Regions from separate parts of the Homo sapiens genome. Here region 1 is linked to region 2. Evidence: read pairs that join two places in POLR2A ChIA-PET (ENCODE). Cell type or tissue: PC-3. All regions are shown on one strand. Each heading gives the region's core, and the rest is flanking DNA. Links, peaks and the distances in the headings are about the cores only.

Region 1 (8,342 bases), core at 293-8,292, 110 kb after region 2:
GTATCCTCTAAATTTTCTCTTTACAATTACTAGTCAATACCATCTTTTAATGTATTAACATCTTTATGACAATACATGATTCACCTGCTATAAAATCTACCTATTTACCCATTTAAGGTCCATTTAAAGTATACAATTAAATGATTTTAGTATATTCATATAGTTCTGCAGCTATTACCATCCCCATGTCCACCCCACCCTAATCTGTTTTCTATCTCTATAGATTTGTGTATTCTAGACTTTTCATATAGATGGAATCATACGTGTTCTTTTATGACTGGCTGAACAATGCTAGTCTGCTTACTCTAATAAGATATAATCATCAGAAAGATTCAGAGATCCTTTTGTAGTTCATAAGCATGATGATTGGGTTTTCACATGCACACATGAGCTGTGCCTCTCTCCAACCTTGTTAGGAAGTGAGCACCATTACTCATCTGATGTTATCAGGGGCGGGGGGAGTTGGGGAGATGCTCCAGTTAGCATATTTGACAAAGTACCTTCGTCGTGGTGGTGGTGTGGGAGTCCTGCGCCGTCGAGGAGGAGGGGCGGGAGAAGGAGACCGTCGCCTTCTGGTGGGTGGTGGGGATGGACTTCTCCTCCGTCTACCACTAAACCAAGAAGAATTATAGTTAATTTTTTTTCTTTTTTTTGTGTGTGTGTGATGGCGTCTCACTCTGTCGCCCAGGCTGGAGTGCAATGGCATGATCTTGGCTCACTGCAACCTCCGCCTCCCAGGTTCAAGCAATTCTCCCCCCTCAGCCTCCTGAGTAGTTGGGATTACAGGCACCCATAATCATGCCTGGCTAATTTTTTAAAATATTTTTGTAGAGACGGAGTTTCACCATGTTGGCCAAGCTGGTCTTGAACTCCTGACCTCAGGTGATCTGCCTGCCTCAGCCTCCCAAAGTGCTGGGATTATAGGTGTGAGTTACCACGCCTGGCCTATATAGTTAACTTTGAGTCAGTGGCATTTATAGTTAAGTGACCCAGAAGACACGGTTTCAATTATCATTAACCCCAAGGGCAGCAATGGTTACTAAGTTTCAGAACAGTGTTTTTCAAACTACAGGTCAAGATCATCAGTCAAGACCCTGGGTGGCAGCATTAAAAAACTTAATAAAACCAGAGTGTTTTACTTGTGACAAGGGTAAGTACCGTTTTGTGAAATTTTTCTTTTACTCTGGATCACAATACCAAACATTCTTGACATGACACAGAGTGAAAAAGTTCGGCAACAGCACATAAGAGCACTGCTTTTTATTGGGGATGCACATTAGAACCACCTAGGAAGCTTATGTGAGATTTATGCCTACCAGGTCTGGGCTAAGGTCCAGCCAGGTGTTTTTGGGAAAGGCTCTCCAGGTGATTCTAATTCCTTATTAGGAATCAACTGCTTTAGAGACTCTAATACAGAAATTCAAAAATGCCAATAGTCACAAGTGGCTTAAGACCCAAGTCTGGACGTCTCTGCTCCAAGCTCTTAATTTTTTTTGCCCAGGACAGGACTCATGCTTCCTGTGAATCTGGAATTATGTTTTGTCTTGGTTCCCGTTAGAAACTAAGAAATCTCTGTTAACTGAACAGACAAAATCCTAAAAGTCACCACTAAATTTTTCAACTTAAATCTGCTTATGCTTTGTGGGGACTAAGACCTCACACTAAATACATATAAAATATTCAAAACCAGGCTCTATCTCCCCTTCTTTTCTTGAGACAGAGTCTCGCTCTGTTGCCCAGGCTGGAGTGCACTGGCACGATCTGGGCTTACTGCAAGCTCTGCCTCCTGGGTTCACACCATTCTCCTGCCTCAGCCTCCCAAGTAGCTGGGACTACAGGTGCCCGCCACCACACCCAGCTAATTTTTTGTATTTTTAGTAGAGACGGGGTTTCACCGTGTTAGCCAGGATGGTCTTTATCTCCTGACCTCGTGAACCACCCGCCTCGGCCTCCCAAAGTGCTGGGATTACAGGCGTGAGCCTCTTTTTTTTTTTTTGAGACGGAGTTTTGCTCTTGTTGCCCAGGCTGGAGTGCAATGGCACGATATCGGCTCACTGCAACCTCCACCTCCCGGATTCAAACGATTCTCCTGCCTGAGCCTCCCGAGTAGCTGGGACTACAGGCATGCGCCACCACGCCCGGCTAACTTTTTTGTATTTTTAGTAGAGATGGGGTTCCGTCGTGTTGGCCAGGCTGGTCTCAAACGTCTGATCTCAGGTGATCCACCCAACTCAGCCTCCCAAAGTGCTGAGATTACAGGCATGAGCCACCGCACCCGGCCTCTATCTCCCCTTCTAAAATACGATACTGAAGCATAATTCCAAATAATCCTTCCTCCATCTCTAAATCCTAGGAACCTGATGGCAATTTCTAATGGCATTAAACTTGAAGCTGCTGGTATATAACTTAAAATACTTTTTAAATGACGAGAAACAAAACAAAAACATCCTGGAGTAGAGCAATAAACATTAGTGTTGATTTTACTGCTGTGAGGAATCTCTTTCCAGAACAGAAAGTAGTGCCATAATTTGGTGGGGGGGTGGGGAGGGAAGGGGAGATGAAAGAGAAGAAATTGCACCACTAATCTAACTCTGTAAAGCAATTGTTTAGTTGCTGTGCTAGCAACTTCACAAAAGCCAGAGATAATTATAGCTGGGAAAGGAATGCTTTAGCAGCCAAACTAATCTTTTTTAGGTTTTTATCTTTTATTATCATGGAGCAGTTTCCTCCACAGTGTAAATACCCCGTGCTTTGCTCCATCACAAACACTGCTCACTGGTTCCTTTCCAAGAAAACACTCTTATTGATGAGATTACCTAAAACAACACAGCTTCAAAAACTGAGCTACAAAAAGGACAGTGGGATAGCTTCAGCAAGGATAAATACTTCAAAATTCAGTGGCAGCTAAGGCCCCAAAAGCAGAAAGCTGGTTAAGACAGACTAGTGTAATGCCAAATGTATAGGTCTAAGATCCAACTTTGTCACTTTGCGGCCCTAAGAAACTACCCCATCAGGGCCGCTATCTTCTCACTTATGAGAGTAAGGCCTGAATTAGGGATTTGGCTCTAAAATTTTACAGTTTTATGGTCACAGTGACACTAATAATCAAAAGTTTCAATAAAGATATGCAGGTCGGGCCCAGTGGCTCATGCCTGTAATCCCAACACTTTGGGAGGCCGAGGCGGGTGGATCACCTGACTTTAGGAGTTTGAGACCATCCTGGCCAACATGGCGAAATCCCTTCTCTACTAAAAATACAAAAATTAGCTGGGCATGGTGGCATGTGCCTGTAGTCCCAGCTACTCAGGAGGCTGAGGCAGGAGAATCGTTTGAACCTACAAAGCAGAAGTTGCAGTGAGCCGAGGTCGCACCAATGCACCCCAGCCTGGGTGATAGAGCCAGACTCCATCTCAACAAAAAAAAAAAAAAAAAAAAAAAGAGAGCTATGCAACCCACCTTTCTAGTACTGGAAAGACTGAACAGGGCCAAAGCCTTCCATTCGCTTTTATTTATTATTATTATTATTATTATTATTATTATTATTATTTTTGAGAGGGAATTTAGCTCTGTTGCCAGGCTGGAGTACAGTGGCGTGATCTCAGCTCATTGCAACCTCCGCCTCCTGGGTTCAAGCGATTCTCCTGCCTCAGCCTTCCGAGTAGCTGGGATTACAGGCACGCGCCAACACTCCCAGCTAATTTTTGTATTTTTAGTAGAAATGGGGTTTCACCATGTTGGCCAGGATGGTCTTGATCTCCTGACCTCGTGATCCTCTCACTTTTAATATTTCTAAAGTTTCTCCCTAGTTTTTCCTTGCCCTCCCTAATGTCACCACAAATACAAAGTCCCTCCCCCCAAATCTAAGGAGCAATAATCCTATCTCTGGAAAAGTATCCAGATACTGTTAAAAATCTGCGTGCTGCTTGATGTAAGTTGATGCAAATTATCACAAAAGAGCACAACCAGATATTAAAAATCTAAGTTCAAATAAGGGTCTAAACCAAATAGCTCATGTATAATTCTCCCTATCATTAATCTAATGTGTTAAAAAAAATACTCAAACCAAAACAACTTAGGATCTGCACATTCACAGCCACAGCCACCATATATTTAAGAATGAGATGAGGTCACCTAAATAGGAAATTAAGTCACTACAATTTTTGACATGTAACCCTAATTTACAAAGTAGTGTCTAACCAACCTTTTAGTCACTGGCGATTGCCATCGCTTTCCCATCTGCATCCTGAGAGCAGTGGAGAAAAACAAATGTCAAGAATTCCATTCACTAAATTATTTACTTGGGTGGATTAAGTACCATTAATGGAGACATTTTTAAATATTCAAAGATGTTCAGGAGTTACTGCTATAATAGTTTGGTTTATTTTTCTAATCATGCACACATATATGACATGGTGGTTTAAAATTTACCAATTCTAAATTAATTATTAATAACCACCAATAAAGCAAAAACAAAACAAAACAGAAACCCTAAAAAGCAAACAAAAATCCAACCACATCCAAATACTTGAAGGAGTTAACCAAATTCTCAAATAATCCCAAGTTATCAAATTTCATCACAATTACAGAACATCAGTGAACATCACTGAAGCAAAGATGTTACCGAGGGGAAGTCTCTTTTTGGCGCTTTCGTGGTGATGGAGAAGCACTCCGGGAAGGGGAATGTCTCCGCCGCCTGCCAACCTCACCATTCTTCACATGGGATCTCTTGGGTCGTTCATCTTCTGAGGAGGAGGAGGAGCCAGAGTCTATAATTACAAAATTAAAAAAATATTACATTAGGTTTGTGCTTGAATCTGTCCAAGTTTTCTGAAATCTAGGTGGATGGAGTGTTCACTAGGGTAAGCAAGCATGTATACAGGCCATCAGTTCTGAACAGAATCATTATCAATATATGATCAATGATTTCAAAGCCAAGCATATTATTTAAATAAGACATAGAAATAATTTCCACAGTGTAATCCAATCAAGATGGCATACTCTAAGAAGTTTGAGCTGGGCACGGTGGCTCACCCCTTTAACCCCAGCATTTGGGAGGCCAAGGCAGAAAGACCGCTTGTGCCTCCTGAGTAGCTGGGATTACAGGTCTGCACCATCATGCCTAACTAATCTTTGTATTTTTAGTTGAGACAAGGTTTTGCCATGTTGGCCAGGCTGGTCTCGAACTCCTGACCTCAAGTGATCCATCTACCTCAGCCTCCCAAAGTGTTGGGGTTACAGGTTAAGCCACCATACCCAGCCTGGTATATTCTTACAATAAAAAATGCAAATAGTAAAATAATAGGGTAGATTATTATTATTTTTTTTGTGGAAACAAAGCCTTGCTCTGTTGCCCAGGCTCCCAGGCTGGAGTGCAGTGGCGCGATCTCAGCTCACTCACTGCAACCTCTGCCTCCTGGGTTCAAGGGATTCTCCTGCCTGGGCCTCCCAAGTAACTGGGATTACAGGTGTGCGCCACTATGCCCGGTTAATTTTTGTATTTTTCGTAGAGATGGGGTTTCGCCCTATTGGCCAGGATGGTCTTGAACTCCTGATCTCGGCCTGCTCACCTCGGCCTCCCAAAGTGCTGGGACTACAGGTGTGAGCCACTGCGCCCAGTCTAGATTTTTAATAGGGAAAGATGTTCTAAATATACTGTTAAGTTAAAAAGTGAGGCAACATATCTACAGTTGAGCTTCTGTGGGGTTTTTTCTTTTCCTTTTTCTATATGCACAGAAAATTTCTGAATAAAAGCTTTAGGAGGTTGGAAAAAGAATGATACGTTTCCAATTTTATACTTCTGTTTTCTGTTTCACTATTGTATCCTAGGGACCTATTACTTTTATAACAATGTAACAGAAAATTAAATTTTGCAAAAGGACTTAAAACCAAAAAAAGAAACAATCCTGCCTCCTCAGACAGATTTCTATGTAGGCAAGTAAGTACTCATGCTGCACACACAGATGTTTATATACCAAGTATTTTTTAATAGGAAATACAGGTAGAAAAAAAACTTTCATCACCATCCATACCAGATGAAGACTGCTGGTTTTGTCGTCTGTATTGGCGTCTCTGCTGCACAGAATCTGCTGCAGCCATTTTGCCACCTTTATCTTCTTCTGAAAGATGGATGCATTTAGAAAGTGTTTCTTTAGTTAAGCATATAGAAAATTTGCAATTTGAATAGGAAAATAGTCTCTCAAACCTTCATTTGGTTGGATCAAAAATACAACTACTATATATTTTTTTTAAAAAGAGTTTAAAATGCCAATTCACAGGCTGATTTAGACTATCTTCACCAAATATAATAAAATTTATTTAGGCATTTACTACAGGTCAGGCTGGTGCCAAGCATTTTACAAGCAGATACAGTTAACTGTCAAAAACCTCTACTGTCCCTATTTCGGAGATGAAAGAAGAAAGGCTCAGATAAGTTAATTAAAACAGAAACAGTTAAATTCTGGAATGGGGGATTCCACCCAAGTCTGTCTGCCTTCAGAGTCTTAGCTCTTACCCTATACTTAATCTTCAAGCAGAAGGGGATGACCAAATGTGCAAAAAATCAAAATCAGCTTTAAGAAAAACAAAAACAAACAAACCAAAATCACAAAAAAAAACAACAAACTTACCCGATTCAGATAACTCTACTTTTCTAGGCTTCGGTGCTGGTGAAGGGGATTCTCTTTTCTCAGTACCTTTATGTTTTGTCACTAAAAAAGAATAAGAGTGGAAAAAAGCTTACGTACAAAAAAAGGTCTATACAAGATGCTTTTCTTTTAATTTTTAAAAATTTATTATTATTTTTAAATAAAGATGGGGTCTCACTATATTAGTCAGGCTAGTCTTGAACTCCTGACCTCAAGCAATCCTCCTGCCTGAGCCTCCCAAAGTGTTGGGATTACAGGCACAAGCCACTGTGCCCAGCCAAGATGCCTTCCTGCTATTACAAAAATGGGTGTGACTACTCTCAAAAAGAATTTATGAAGACTTAAAAAATTCCTGTAAGACCTTGTTGTCATATCTGAACATTATCTGAAGTGAGACAAGAATTTTTAAATGTTTAATGAAAAGCCTCAAAAAGTTCTACAATGATTTTCAAATCTTGAGATTCTCCCAAGAAAACCAACAGTTAAAGGAAATTGGGAGCTGCTACTGAGTAGAACAAGCTCAGTAAAGTAAACCTCTGTGTGCTACACGAGCTCCACAATCTAAAATACACACCCTCCACACCCACACTCACTCCCTCACACTCAACTTCAGAGACTTCATCAACATGAAAGCTTTTAAGCAACCACAATAGGTGGGTTCAGAAAAGTAAAAGATGATAAATGATTAAGAAATAAGATCTCATGAAACTTTCACAAAGATATTTGGTCTAGAAAAGAAGAATGACTGCCCAACAGGTTAAAGGTTCTTTATGTAGAGCATAATCTTCACAATAGCACAGGGGATTTAAACTACCCATGAAAAAAAGCAGACCGCCACAAATAGTAAAAATGATTAAATACAAAGACGAGGATTCTTTCCAAAGAGCTAGAAAGAAAAAAAGGCATTTCTATACCTCAAGTAGTAGGAGAGCAGTGGGTATCCTATGAATTATCCAATTGTCTTTTACCAATAACATAGAAATATGGTAACTACCTTTTGTAAGCCTGCTGTATTAGACACACTATTAACACAGTAGTATCACATCCCTTTCTCCCTGTTCCATTTCACAAGAGAGGAAACCTGAGGCTTAAAAAGAAGCAACTTCACCTCAGTCACAAAGACAATTTAAGTGAGCTAAGATGTGAATCCAAGAATCTATTTTTAGGCCATGGGTTTTAATCTCAACAACTAACTCTGCTTATAGTATCTATCCATTGCTACAACTAAAATCATAAGTATATTCACATATAAACATATATATACCATAAATTAACCTAAAACACCACTTGAGAACATCCCAATAAGAAATAAACCTACAGACAATTTGATCCTCTCAGGATCCTGATACCTGTTTTGTGTGATTAAAGCAATTGCCATGGAATGTTTGACTCAGAATACAGATACATCTCATTTAACAGACACTCACATTCAGAATTCTGTAATGGTTTATTCCAAGGGGCAGTAATTAGAGAACCAGTGATCTAACACAGTAATCGCATCTTTGCTAAAGAAGTCAAAATGAAGAATTTACCAGTATGCCTTTTCAATGAACAGACTTTTCCCTTTCTCTCTCTTTTTTTTTTTTTGAGACAGAGTTTCGCTCTTGTTGCCTAGGCTGGAGTGCAATGGCATGATCTCGGCTCACTGCAACCTCCGCCTCCCGGGTTCAAGGGATTCTCCTGCCTCAGCCACCTGAG
Region 2 (8,342 bases), core at 149-8,148:
AAGAAAGAAAGGAAGAAAAAGAAAATCTTCACGGTAGCTAGAAAAAAACAACACATTGCATACAAGGAAATAATAATTTGAATGACTGTTGAATTATCATTTGGAGTAATGGAGGCCAGAAAACATGGAATCACTTTCTTTTTTTTTTTTTTCAGATGGAGTCTCACTCTGTCACCCAGGCTGGAATACAGTGGTGTGATCTCGGCTCACTGCAACCTGTGCGTCCTGGGTTCAAGCGATTCTCCCGCCTCAGCTGCCCCAGTAGCTGGGATTACAGGCATGCGCCACCACATCCAGCTAATTTTTGTATTTTCAGTAGAGTCAGGTTTTCACCATGTTGGCCAGGCTGGTCTTGAATTCCTGACCTCAGGTGATCCACCCACCTTGGCCTCTCAAAGTGCTGTGATTATAGGCATGAGCCACTGCCCTCGGTCCTTTTTTTTTCAGACAAGGTCCCGCTCTGTCGCCTAAGCTGAAGCGCAGCTCTCACTGCAGCCTCGATCTCCAGGGATCAAGCCATCCTCCCACCTCAGCCTCGCAAGTAGCTGGGACCAGGCACCTGCCACCATGTCCAGCTATTTTTTCAATTTTTTGTAGAGACAGGGTCTCACTAGGTTGCCCAAGATGGTCTCGAACTCCTGGGCTCAAGAGATCTTCCACTTCAGCCTCCCAAAGTGCTGAGATTACAGGCATGAGCCACCACGCCCAGTCAAGAACATTTTTTAAATTGCTGAAAGAATAACAATAACAACAATAAAAATCAACTCAAAATTCTATTTCCAACAAAACCATCTTTAAAGAATGGAAGAGAAGTCAAGACATTTTCAGATACAACTATTTAGAATGTGAAAGTTTGGCACTAAATGACTTAATTTCAGAAACACAGAACACTAATTTGTTTTTATTATATTAATCCATGATTATTTTATTTAAAAAAGAAGTTACTTAGCTGGGCGTGGTGGCTCACGCCTGTAATCCCAACACTTTGGGAGGCCAAGGCAGGCGGACTGCCTGAGCTCAGGAGTTTAAGACCAGCCTGGGCAACACGGTGAAACCCCGTCTCTACTAAAAATACAAAAGAAATTAGCCAGGTGTCGCAGTGTGCACCTGTAGTCCCAGCTACTCGGGAGGCTGAGGCAGGAGAACTGTTTGACTCCAAGAGGCAGAGGTTGCAGTGAGCCAAGATCGCACCACTGCACTCCAGCCAGGGCCACAGAGGGAGACTCCATTTATACAACAAAAAAAATTAAAATTAAAATAAAAAAGAAACATGCTCCTTTATAATTATTCTCACTTTGGTTACATCAAAAAAAAGTGCATCTCTGGCTGGGTGCAATGGCTCACACCTGTAATCCCAACACTCTGGGAAGCCAAGGTGGGAGGATCACTTGAAGCTGGGAGTTTTGAGACCAGCCTGGACAACACAGTGAGACCCCCATCTCTATGAAAAATAAGAAAATTAGCCAGATATGGTAGTACACACCTTTAGTCCTAGCTACTCAGAAGGCTTAAGCAGGAGGATCACTTGAGCCCAGGAGGTCAAGGATGTAGTGAGCTATGATCTTACCACTGCACTCTAGCCTGGATGACAAAGTGAGGCCCTGTCAAAAAAAAAAAAAAAAAAAAAAAAAGGTGCATCTCAAACTTTTTCATTGTCTAGCCCTCATTTTTAAAAAATATCTGCTAACCAAAGATAAATTCACTAACTGCCAGGGTCTTCCCTTGTTTATCAACTAAAGACAACTATGTTGGGACATAGGTGAAATGCTTCTGCAAGTCAAAATGCAGCAACCCACTTTCCTTAAGGGTATACACATTATACTGTAGTATAAACTAGATTCACAAAGAATCCCAAGAGTACAAGAAAACAATGAAATGTTCAAGAAATTAATATTATTCTTCCCCATCTATGCTTAAGGCAGCTATTTCTGTTCATCAAGTTCTCAGACCAATTTTAACTAGACACTCCACCAAGAGTTCAGTAGTAGAGTCAAAAATCCAATTTTCCCTTTGTAAAAAACCTAAATTCTGCAGAAAGTTTTTTCTTTTTAAGAGATTACATTCCAGGTGAAGTGTGAAAAAAGAGAGATTACAGTTTAAGTAAACAAAAGGAAAATAAAGAATTCAGAGGGTAAATGAGATATGTGGGGGACTTTTAAAACACAATTGCTTGACATGCACAGAAAATTGGCTGTAAGGATATATATCACAATATTGCTTAAAGCCAAATTTCAGACCTCTAAATGACTAAGAACAATGGATTAATGAAGATGACCATAAACAATGAAAAACTGCAATCATGAAAATGCTATACAATATTTTATTAATAGTATAAAATATTAGCTCTCAACAAACATGAATAAATTAATGAATCTTCCTCATTTGTTTTAATTTTGGATTATGTATTTTTAAATGTTCATTAAAATATATTACAAAATCAGCCGGGCGCTGTGGCTCACACCTGTAATCCCAGCACTTTGGGAGGCCAAGGTGGGTGGATCATGAGGTCAGGGGTTCAAGACCAGCCTGGCCAAGATGGTGAAACCCCGTCTCTACTAATAATACAAAAATTAGCTGGACACGGTGGCGGGCACCTGTAATTCCAGCTACTCAGGAGGCTGAGGCAGGAGAATCGCTTGAATCTGGGAGGCGGAGACTGCAGTGAGCTGAGATCGTGCCACTGCACTCTAGCCTGGGCGAGAGAGCAAGACTCCGTCTCTCTCTATATATATACATTACAAAATTAGTTTCCGCAAAAATTATATATTCAACACTGTATTTCAGCTGTGAAAGTTAATATTCAGAATTCTTGTCTATCTTCTTTGCTGGCCTAAAACTTCAAATATCTGAAGAGTATAACATAGCAGGATGTTTCTTACTGAAATATTTTACTTCGGATTTCAATGCACAGGTTACTCAAATATGATGAAGGAAAATTCTATAAATTTGACTGGCTTTAAAAAAAAAAGAAGAAGAAGAATGGTTCTGTGTCTGCTTTATTTTAGATACAACAAACAAAATCTTTCCTTAAACTTTCTTTCAGGAGCTCACCTGGGAAATAAAATATATTCTTTCGGGTCAAAGAATTCACTCCTGAAATATTTTTTCTTTCTTTGGCAAACTGCCTCCATTATCATGAAGAATTTGTATTGGCTCTATTTTTGTTATCTAATAGATTGCTTCTAATTATGAGAATTTAATTCTCTGGATCTGACGTTGGAATCTCAGGGCTCAACTTTCTGCCTAAGCCTAAGCTTAAGCCAAGCCTAAGGCTACCTTGGCATATAAAATAATACAAACTGGACTGAACATCACCTCCAAGAAATACACCCACTTGACAGATGAGGTAGCAGATCAATTAGGATACACATAGGACTTGAACCTGGCCTTCCAGTTACATAATATTCTAGTTCTCTAAACCAATCTGTTAGGTTTAGACCAATAGCTATATAGTGAGTAGCTAGTTACAAAACCCCAATTACATGTCTCAAGTTCAATAACTGAATACTACTTTTAACTCTGGTATTTTACTATGAGGTAATATAGAACACAATAACAGAAAATATTTAATATATTCTCTCTTACATGCTTATATTCCTATACTATGCACACCAATTTGCCAAAAAACACTAATAAATGCTTACTGAATTAATGAATTATCTCCTATATATAAAGGTTTGTGGTAGGGGGTAGATATAAAAGATGAAGAAAATAGTCCCTTAGTCTTTAGAAGAACATAATAATTTTTTAAATTTAAAATATAAAAAGAAGAAAAAAGAAAATAATCCCTTATCCTTGATCTCCTGGAATTTACATTCTAGCCTGGAACAAAAATGTAATTAAAGGTGATTCAGATGAGTGGCAGAATATAAAAATGCACAAACTGCCCCAAACAGTAGGAAAGAGTAGTTCTGCTAAGGGAACAACATGGTCAGAGAAGGATTCAGAACAGATTCCAACTTAGGCTTGGAGAACATTTAGTTTCATGAACTGATCCCTAAAACCCCGAAATATGTTAAGCTAAACTTTTTACACAATTAGTTGTATTCCAAAGTATTTATAGTAAGATGCGCCACAGATGTGTGTATATAGTTCTTCTCTTCAGAAGCATAGCACGTTCGTAAGGGCTTGAGTGTTTAGGAATGCTTGCAAAGGGCTCTAAGAAGGAACACAAGAGTTGGAAATAATTATTGTAAGAATGCTTTGGGGGACTTTTCAAAGTCCTTATTTGAGAAGGACATGTGCTGTGACCAGAAGCAGATTTATTCCATCATTCCGTTCTATTACAATCTCTCTAACCAGCCAATCAGAAGAAATCCTATTACCATTTAGCCATACTGAGATCTGCTTTAATGGTTAAAAATGGAATAAACCAAGAAAATACTAAGTAAAACACGTTTCTTACAACTTACAAAGATGAGTCCAGCCTCACAGTAAAAATATGTGACAAAGACTCAAGGATAAAACCAACTCAAAAAACAAAAAAAAAAGAAGAAGAATTGGTGTGAGGAAAATGACAAGGTCAAGAAATTAAAGAAGCTAATTTATTTATAACCTCCCCTCAAAGGGAGGCATAAGTGACTATGCTTCATATACAAAGCAACTTTTTAAAAATTTGTGTGCTTGTTTTACAGAAAGATTCCTTATAATTTTTTTATTCTTTTTTTAAAGAAGCAAAGGCAGGCAGACTATAAGACTAATCAGTTTGGTAAGTGAGCCAAAAGCAAGGGGGGAAAAAACAGATCCAAAAGCACTGGCTGATCTCATTAGCTTTGCTTAAGAAACTTTATAGATGTGACTTCACTCCTGGATTACACGTCTATATTTAGTTTATACCTAATATGGATAAAGTCTTGAACCAACAGTCATTTCCTCTCTCCACAAAAAGAAACTTCCTTGCCTTTTTTTTTTTTTTCTACCAACCTCTGAAGGGGGAGGAAGGGAGAAAGGGAGAGGGCAGAAAGAAAAGAACTCACAGAAAAATAATTAACAAATTAGTATATGATTTTTGTTAAACTTGAACCATTTAGACATTTCTCAATTGGAAAACAATCCTAAAATCAAAATATGTGAGGCCAAGCACAATGGCTCATGCCTGTAATGGGAGGCCAAAGTGGGAGGATAACTTGAGTCCAGGAGTTCAAGACCATCTTAGGCAACACAGTGAGACCTCATCTCCACAAAAAAATTAATTTAAAAAAAATTAGCTGGGCATGGTGGCACTGCAAGTCCCAGCTACTCAGGGAGCTAAAGGAGGAGGATCACTTGAGCCCAGGAGGTCAAGGTGGCAGTGACCTGTGATGACACCACTGCACTCCATCCTGGGCAACAGTGAAACTCTGCCTTAAAAAAAAAAAAGACATTCAAGTCAGGTTCCTTAACAAGTTTATAAATAAACCCTCTAAAGTGCTTTATAAAATACTAATTAACCAGGCCCCCAAAATGCAACGAGGTGAGGTAATGGAAATTTTAGTTGCCTTTCAAATTTTACCAAGAGAACTGAAAGCAACCAAAGTCATCTAATGAACCATCTAGGCTCACTAGTTGTTAGTATGTTTTAGAAATATCCTTAAATATTCTCAGAATTTTTTTTTCAGGGTGACTGAAAACAGAACATAAGAAATTCTGTTAGGAAAGCATTCAAGTTTCAAATAAATAGAGAAAAATAACATAAACAAAGTTATTGATTCAGGTTCTGAAATCCCAAAGACGTTAGTACAAATCACAGTACTGCTACTTACTGGCCCTGCAACCATACCCAAACAATGATCTCTCTAATTCTCATGTGTTAAACAGTATTGATAGCACCTATTTCAAAGTTTATATGAGGATTAAATTAGCTAACACATGCAAACGGCTGGCACACTGTGCCTGGCCCATAGTAAGCACCCAATGCTATCTATTACCTCATGACCATTATTCTGGCTTTAGTAGGGAAACAAAAACTTACTGATCATTTTTTATATATCTGTTTATTCTGTATAGTGATAAATTAAGTAGCTTCAGAAAACTTATAACATTATTATAAAATAAAGATTTTAAAGTCACTTCATGATTCTTACATTATGTTTTTTTGTTTGTTTTCTTTTGTTTTGAGACAGAGTCTCACTCTGCCACCCAGGCTGGAGTGGAGTGGTGCAATCAGAGTGGCTCACTACAGCCTCAATCTCCTGCTTCAGCCCCACTAGTAGCTGAGACCACAGGCATGTGCCACCATGCCCCGCTATTTTTAATTATCATTAAATAAATGATAGAGATTATATCTACCAATTACAGACATGCTAAAGTTTTCTTTCTTTTTCTTTTTTTTTTTTTTTTTGGTGAGGCAGAGTCTCACTCTGTCGCCCAGGCTGGAGTGCAGTGGCACAATCTCGGCTCACTGCAACCTCCACCTCCTGGGTTCAAGTGATTCTTCTGCCTTAGCCTCCCGAGTAGCTGGGACTACAGGCACATGCCACCATGCCTCCTAATTTTTGTATTATGAGTAGAGATGGGGTTTCACCATCTTGGCCAGGCTGGTCTCGAACTCCTGACTGACCGCCTCAGCCTCCCAAAGTACAGGGATTACAGGCGTGAGCCACCGCACCCGGCCGACATGTTAATGTTTTAAGCTTTATCATCTCATTGTGGTATAAGATGAAAAAGTCTAAAAACAATAATCTTAGATAGAGTCTAGAAAAATTAGAAGACTTCATTTTTACTCCTTAAAAATTACTAAATATAAAACCTGTAGATCTACACTATCTCAACTTCTTCCAGACAAATTAAATAAAAAGAGCTTAATCTCTTCTCTTTAAGAGAAATGTAGATGTGTTAAAAATATAAGCACGTCTACATTTCCTTTAAAGAAAGCATTAGATAAAGGCTAGTTAATATATGACCTGTTCAGTTGTAAAGGTGAATACCACAAAAATCAAGAAATAGTGAAATTTGGTAGCACAGGAAGCCAAAATCCATAATTCAAAAGTACTTTTACCCAGCACTTTGGGACGCCACCACAAGGGGATTACTTGAGTTCAGGAATTTGGGACCAGCCTGGGCAACATGGCAAGATCCCCATATCTTAAAAAAATGAAAATTTTGGCTGGGCGTGGTGGCTCATACCTGTAATCCCAACACTTTGGGAGGCCAAGGAGGGCGGATCACCTCATGTCAGGAGTCCGAGATCAGCCTGACCAACATGGAGAAATCCCGTCTCTACTAAAAATACAAAAATTAGCCAAGCGTGGTGGCAAGCGCCTGTAATCCCAGCTACCCGGGAGGCTGAGGCAGAACTGCTTGAACCTGGGAGGCAGAGGTTGTAGTTAGCCGAGATCATGCCACTGCACTCCAGCCTGGGCGACAGAGCGGAACTCCATGCCAAAAAAAATATATATATATATAATTTTAATTAAAAATTTTTAATTAAGAGTATTTGTACAGAACCAATAAGATCCTATGTCATAGATTATTCCTCTTTACTTTTGCACTTTCACATTAACAAAAAAGAGAGAGAGGAAAAAAAGAAAAACATTCTCACTACTAATGGACTCTCAAGCTTTAGCTACAAGTCCAGCAAGAGCTGCTGAGGCCGATGGACTAAGATGGCAGAGTCCAATCTGACTGTCCTTTAGTTACCTAGTAAGTGTCAACAGGATCAGGGTTCACTGAAGTTAATTCAAGAGCAAACTCAAGCTTAACCTTGAACTTTTTTTGTACTAACCCTGCTCTTTTGATAAAGAATGAAAAGTTCCCACCTGGTGGTAGTGGCAGTCTGGCAGATGCTTCTAATCCTGAAGGTTGAAACCACATATGGTATATTGAATATAATAAACTAACCATAGGCCAAGCCAACATGGTCTTAATTCTGCATTCCTAAAGGCAAAATAGTAAGCAAACAAGGCTTACTATGAGTTAGACTCTAAGGGCTTTTCTTATATTAACTCTTATAATCTTTACAAAAGCCCAAGATTACCCCAGTGGGGACACCAAGGCAACTAGTGAAGGGTAGAACTAGGATTCAAACACAGGCCACATGGCTCGGGAGTCCACACTCTTAGCCACTACATCAAGCTTGTCCAACCTGAGGTCCGTGGGCCACATGTGGCCCAGGACCACTTTGAATGAAGCCCAACACAAATCCATAAACTTTCTTAAAACATTATAAGGTTTTTTTGGTTTTTCTTTTCTTTTTCTTTTTTTTTTTTTTTTTTTTTTTTAGCTCATCAGCTATTGTTAGTGTATTTTTTGTGTGGCCCAAGGTAATTCTTCTTCCAGTGTGGCCCAGGGAAGCCAAAAGACTGGACACTGCATACTCTAACAGCATAATACTAAAGATCCAGTCTTCCATTATGATGACTCAA

Evidence for each region. ChIA-PET counts read pairs that join two places held together with the same protein. Peaks named below come from ENCODE experiments on the same cell type or tissue, not always from the same donor. Only the 100,000 strongest peaks of a DNase experiment are listed, where the experiment ranks them.
Region 1: POLR2A ChIA-PET joins it to region 2 with 12 read pairs; 6 of 35 experiments call an interaction of 5 or more read pairs at or near these places.

What each region holds. Positions count from the first base shown.
Region 1 is chr1:24,659,084-24,667,425 of GRCh38, reverse strand. It overlaps SRRM1 (serine and arginine repetitive matrix 1), which reads right to left. Exons shown (of 17, transcript NM_005839.4): 10 at 6,627-6,707; 11 at 6,030-6,116; 12 at 4,622-4,766; 13 at 501-611. It overlaps LOC124904829 (small nucleolar RNA U13), which reads left to right and starts at 339; the gene lies at 339-443. In PC-3, for the core only: no CTCF peak of the experiment used is centred there; no DNase peak of the experiment used is centred there.
Region 2 is chr1:24,766,881-24,775,222 of GRCh38, reverse strand. The region is part of intron 1 of CLIC4 (chloride intracellular channel 4); the gene reads right to left. Among named protein-coding and RNA genes, the nearest start is that of CLIC4, 26 kb to the right of the region's middle. In PC-3, for the core only: no CTCF peak of the experiment used is centred there; a DNase peak (open chromatin) is centred at 4,822; H3K27ac peaks cover 676 bases.